Regions from separate parts of the Homo sapiens genome. Here region 1 is linked to region 2. A link is a contact called in ENCODE Hi-C data. All regions are on one chromosome and are shown on one strand. Each heading gives the region's core, a stretch centred on a gene start or an enhancer-like site at or near the end of the contact. The rest is flanking DNA. Distances are from core to core; before and after follow the strand shown.

Region 1 (2,938 bases), core at 250-2,749, 790 kb after region 2:
AGAGTGTGGAATGACAGACAATGGAGACTCCGAAAGGTGGAGGGGTGGGAGAGAGGTGAACGATGAGAAAGTACTTAATGGGTACCATGTACATTATTCGGGTGATGGGTACACTAAAAGCCCAGACTTCACCATTACTGCAATATATCCATATAACATAACTGTACTTGCGCCCCTTAAATTTATACAAATTTTTAAAAGGAAAAAATGGAAGTGTTCATCTATGTACCAACTTAAAATCATCTCACGCACCACTAGTGTTAAATCTACCACATGTGGGGAAACTGTGTGGTATGAATTGGGTTGAGGGCGTCCCCAGCAGGCACAGAAATTGGGTTGGTGCCAGGTTCTTAATGCCCAGATCTTAATTAGAGAGCCCAAGTCCGTTGTAGGCCTGGAGCAATTCAGACACAAGGCAAAAAGAAAGTACATTTGCCTATGCCTTGTAACGTCTACACCACCAGCCTTTCTGAAACTATTGTGCATACGAAGTCATCCCAGGATCTTGTAAAAACACCGATTCGGATCCAATATGGGACCTGGAGTTCATACATTTCTAATCAACTCCTAAATGATATTGATGCTGATACTGTCGGTTTCCCAACCAAGCAACGTAGCAAGGTACGAAACTCTAAAGTCCCTAAAGGGCAGGGACCACGCCTCTCGCGTTGGCATAGTGCCTAGCTCAAGGCACTTTCTGGGTTAACACTCGCTGAGGACCGGAGTGAACGCCCCCGCCCCAAGTCGTCACGTGACTGACTTTCTCCAACTGCCGGTTTCGGCTCACATAACACACCTACTATCCAAAACATTTCTATTTTCCTAACACAAAAACTATAGCTAAGTTTTTATATTCTATGTAGCCCCAGCCTAGGACGTAAATTCCACGAGACCAAAAGCCTTGTGATGATTCCCCGAGGTTGCTGACCCTCCCGGTGTGTCCCGGGCCTGCTCTGGGGGACACAGCGGCGAATACGTTGAACGAGGCCCCTGTTTCACGGAGCTAAAGATCCAGTAAGGACTTCACCCAGCGAGAGGCAACTACGCCGGGCTTCGATACCCAATACCTCTGCAGAAAGGTGGAGTGGCAGGAATCTCCTGAAGCCTCCAACGTCCAGGAACGCGGAAACCCAGGGCCTCCAGTGCAGGTGTCATCCCGGAGGGCGCATGCGGAGTCCCAAGAGAGGCGCGTCCCATTGGACAATGCTGAGCGGAAGAGCCCAAGATAGCGGGGGGAGTTGTGACAGGCTGCTGCAGACGTACTTAGAAAAGGGGTGCATACTGGATATTCAGGCTAGGAGAAGAACGCAAAAAGCAGTGACGTACATTATTCTCTGCATATATTTACTTGGGAAATTGTGCGTCTCCCTATTCTGAGTCTTGGAGGAATTGGACTGGTCCAACCTTATAAAGAGAGCAGTAGAGCGCGGCAGTATAGAGAGTACCTCACGAAGGGGACGTGGGAAAGTGTTAGCGGGGAACGCTGGGAAACTCCCGGCCTCCGCCACCATCTTGCTTTCCTTTAATCCGGCAGTGACCGTGTGTCAGAACAATCTTGAATCATGAAGCTACTAACCAGAGCCGGCTCTTTCTCGGTGAGCTCAGGTGGCGGGTTTGGGAAAGGGCTGGGGAGCAGTGTGTCGACAAGGTGATACGAGGCGGAGGTGTCTGGTCTGGGGTCTGGGCCTTGGGATTCGGTCTGCCCTTCAGCTGAACCCTGCGGGCCAAGTGGGCTGCAGACTGGGTCAGGCTTTGGAGGCCCAGCTCATGCTGTGAGCACAAGAGACCTAACACCGGGAAACCTGAAGAGAGGGGCAGGACGTGAGAGCGGAGTTGAAGCGAGTCCTTGGAGAGACTTCTGAAGGTCACTCCGGTACTCAAGTGCTGGAGAAAGAGACCGTGAAACCCAGGGGGAGCGGGAGGACGGCGCACTTAGCCCCCCACCTTCACTTTATCCGCTGCAGCCTCTGCTCCTTGGTTTATCACGGAGCGTCAGTTTCCCCAGCGAATAAAAGTATAAGAAAGGAGCTAATGCAGATAGAACACTTATTACAGTACCTGGAACTTCATTGTTAAATACTATGGTGTCTTAGTAGTCTAACGTTGCTTTTCTTGATCGTATGTTAGACGGTTCCTCCAAGACGTCTCTGTTTGTCCTCAAAAGCTCCTTAATTAAGTTTCCCCTTCAAGCCTAAATTAAACATAGCTGTCACTTGGGGAAAACTCACACATCAGGGTTATATCACTGTGGGACAGTGGTTATTAAGAGGGGTAAGGGGGAACACTTAAAAAATCATAGCGAGGGACAGAATGCCCCCAGGGAACCGGTGGCGATGTTTGGAGACATATTTAGTTGCAACAACTTGTAAGGAGGGTGCTATTGGCATGGAGAGGCCAGGGATGCTGCTAAACTTCGCCTTACAGCAAAGAATTATCTAGCCCCAAGTGCCAGTAGTAGTACCTGTGTTGAGAAACCCCCCTAGATGGAGATGCAGAAGACCAGACCTGGGCATGGAATGTTCTTATGCTTTATGTTTACATAAATGTGCTGTGGGCTATATCGATTTAGGCTGTAATTGCATTAACCTTCCAGGTATACCTAGACACACCAGTGATTACCCTTGGAGGGAAGCACGGTTAGATTGGCAAAAGACCCCAACATTTCCTTCTCCATTCTATTTTGCAACAGAAAAAGCTCAGAGAAAACAGTTGGAGAGGCCCAAAGTAAACAAATTGCAGTAAACTTGAAAGCAATTATTTATGTGTCTAATTTTAGCACTTTATATAGGAGAATAAACTTAGATATATCTTGTTATTAGAACAAAATAATTTAGAAGATTGCATGACAGTTACTAGGATAATTTGCTGATTTGAATGGGACGATTAAGAAGCACATTACCGGCGGAGCGCGATGGCTCACACCTGTAATCCTAGCACT
Region 2 (2,700 bases), core at 151-2,650:
AAGTTCTCGACAGCCACAGCCACACTATTGCACCAGTCCTCACTACAACCCTGTGATTGCTTCTTTTTTTTTTTTTTTTTTTTTGAGACAGGGTCTCACTCTGTTGCCCAGGCTGGAGTGCAGTGTCTTCACTGCAACTTCTACTTCCCAGGTTCAAGCGATACTTCTGCCTCAGCCTCCCGAGTAGCTGGGATTACAGGTGCGCACCACCATGCCTGGCTAGTTTTTATATTTTTAGTAGAGATGGGGTTTCACCATGTTGGCCAGGCTGGTCTGGAACTCCTGGCCTCAAGTGATCTGCCCACCTCAGCCTCCCAAAGTGCTGGGATTATAGGTGTGAGCCACCGCACCCTGCCAGCTTTTTGTTATCTAAAGACTTATTTTCCAGGTTGCTATGGCCACAGGCAAAGAGGAGAGGTCGGTCAACACAGGTCCCTGTCTGGAAAGTGGCTGAGAACTGTGCAACAGCAGACCAATGGTTGGGCTTATCCCTCTCTCTAATTTATGGTTGAAGCCATGGTTCAGAGAGGTTACTTAGTCACACAGTAAGTTGCCATCATGCTCTATAGCAGTGGTTCTCACCTCGGGACGATGGGGCCTTCCAGGGGACATTTGGCAATATTTTGAGACACAACTGGAGGTGGGGGGGGGCGGTTCTTGTAACTGGCATCTAATGGGTAGAGGCTAGGATATTGCTAAACATTCTACAATCCACAGCTCAGAAACAGAATTATTCCGCCCCAAATGTCAATAGCATACTATTCAGAAACCTTACTCTATAGGGCAGATTTGGGGCCAGGGGAAACAGGGGCTCCTGCTCCGACTTGGATCCATGCAAACCGAGGAATTTGGATTGATTTATCTTGTCTCTCTCAGCCTGGACTTTTTCATGTGTAAAATGGACATCCAATCCATCTGAAAGGATCTCACTGGCTTATGACATTCGCATTTGAGCAGTCATGGTTAAAAACTTCCAGCCAGGGTGATACTTCATCACGTGTGTGTCTTGAGCGCCAGAGACGTTCCAGAGCAGCTGGTTTTAGGCATACAGGAGGGGAAACCCTGACACCCTTGGAAAACTCATTCTCGGCTGCCAGTCTGCCTGTCTTGAAGGTGGTCTGAGCTTTCTCACTCCAAGCCAGTCGTGTGGGAAGGGACACTCTCTGAGCCTCAGTTTCCTCAGCTGTCAACCTCTCAGGGCTTGTTCTAGTGGCTCCGAAAGCCAGTGGGAGCGAGCGCGCTTTGCAAAGCCTTGGGCGCCGGGCCTTGGCGCGCCTTTGCCGGATCCTTCCGGCCACGGGCGGGGCGAGCCCAGAGGAGAAGAGCCGAGGGGCGGTGCCCGGGCCAGGGGGCGGAGGCAGGCGGCTCTGGCTCCCTCTCGGGACGCTCTTTCCTTCTTCCTCTTGTTCCTCCTCCTGCCTCTCTTCGCTTCGCCTGCAAACGCGGTGGGGGCTGCTCGGCGGTCAGGAGCAGGTGAGAGCTCGGAGCTTGGGGGTGGGGGTCCGGGTGCCCCGGGTGGCTAGACCCCTCTCGCCGGGCGGGGACAGAGGAGGAGCGCGGGGGCGACGGCGTGAGCGCGCTATCGGGGTCCCACGCCCGTAGCTTTCTGCCCCGGGGTTAGTGTAAGGGGCGTCTCCTGCTTATGAGTCGCCGGGACGGGGCTGGGAGCGCACGAGGAGACACGATTCCTCCCCACCCCTAAATGCACACTCACCCCGCCACCCCCCAACACACACACACATACACACACACACTACCACTAGATTAGGTAAAATGGTAGCTAGCACCACCACACCCCGAGACTGTGCCCCTTTCTGGGGAACCTGGGGAAGACGTCGAGGCAAACCTCCCTAGGATTATTGAAAACGGGCGCCTTCCTCACCACCCAGCCCCTCTTCTCCACCGAGGTCCCCTTCCCCATCGCTGCAGAGAGATCTGCAAGTATCAAAGGGGGCTTCTTTACCCCCAAATTAATAACTAAGTACTCGACTCCCCTCTGAGTTCCCATTATTCAGTCTCTGTGCCTTCTGGGACGCGGACCCCCTCTCCACCTGCATTTCACTCCCTTCCTCCTCTCCTTGGGTCTCCCTGGCTTTTGAACGCTGAAAGGCTGGGCCCGGATGGGGAGGGGCGGCCAGTGTGAGCTCGAGGCGCCCTGTAGCTCCCATCCCCCAACCAGAGATGTGACCCCTCCTCCCAGCTTGAACTTTCGAGGTAGCCGTTTTCCCCTGGAGGTTCGGGGGTGGGAGGGCCAGGAGATTTATTTGGAGCCTTGGAAGGGGAAAGGGTTAGCTGGTGTTGGCCTGGCCCAGTCCCCCAGGCGTGAAGAAGGCGGGGCACTCCTTGGCCGCGCCGGGTTCTCGCTTTCCCTTCTCGGGAGACAGCTCCGTGCCTGGGGAGGCCCCTCCGAGGAGTGAGTGACCAGGGGGTCTGGGAATTGGTGGCCAGGTAGACGCATTTGAAGGCTGTGGCCGATGGCATTCGCCCCACGCACTCTCTCATCGGACTCCCCAAACCGGTCTGGGTGGCACTTGAGGCTCCCAGGCCAAAGGAGACCTGTAAGGGGAACTCCGCTTGTTTCTGCTTGCTGCAGAGATGAGATTATGGGAACTGAGTGCTGGGAACATCCCAAGTTCAAGACCTACGCCAGAGGCAGCTTCAAAGAGAGAATGTGGGGTGGTGGGATTAGTCCCCTCCTCA

Evidence for each region. A loop is a pair of places that touch in the nucleus more often than their neighbours do. Pooled maps may share reads with other maps.
Region 1: a loop to region 2 is called in a map of B cell, with 20 times the contacts of the local background. The contact joins the promoter of UQCRC2 here to the promoter of LDAF1 in region 2. A Hi-C loop is called at or near these places in 3 of 168 maps with a recorded cell type or tissue (B cell, heart left ventricle and heart right ventricle), 1 of 37 single-sample maps with no recorded cell type and 10 of 50 pooled maps.

Annotation. Positions count from the first base shown.
Region 1 is chr16:21,951,862-21,954,799 of GRCh38, forward strand. UQCRC2 (ubiquinol-cytochrome c reductase core protein 2) reads left to right here and starts at 1,500. Exons shown (of 14, transcript NM_003366.4): 1 at 1,500-1,595. The coding sequence starts at 1,563. RefSeq lists enhancers at 833-1,292, 1,381-2,098, 1,613-1,782, 1,793-1,842.
Region 2 is chr16:21,157,274-21,159,973 of GRCh38, forward strand. It overlaps LDAF1 (lipid droplet assembly factor 1), which reads left to right and starts at 1,401. Exons shown (of 5, transcript NM_001301771.2): 1 at 1,401-1,473. It also overlaps a transcript of DNAH3 not described here. RefSeq lists silencers at 1,281-1,410, 1,461-1,640 and enhancers at 1,898-2,398, 2,533-2,682.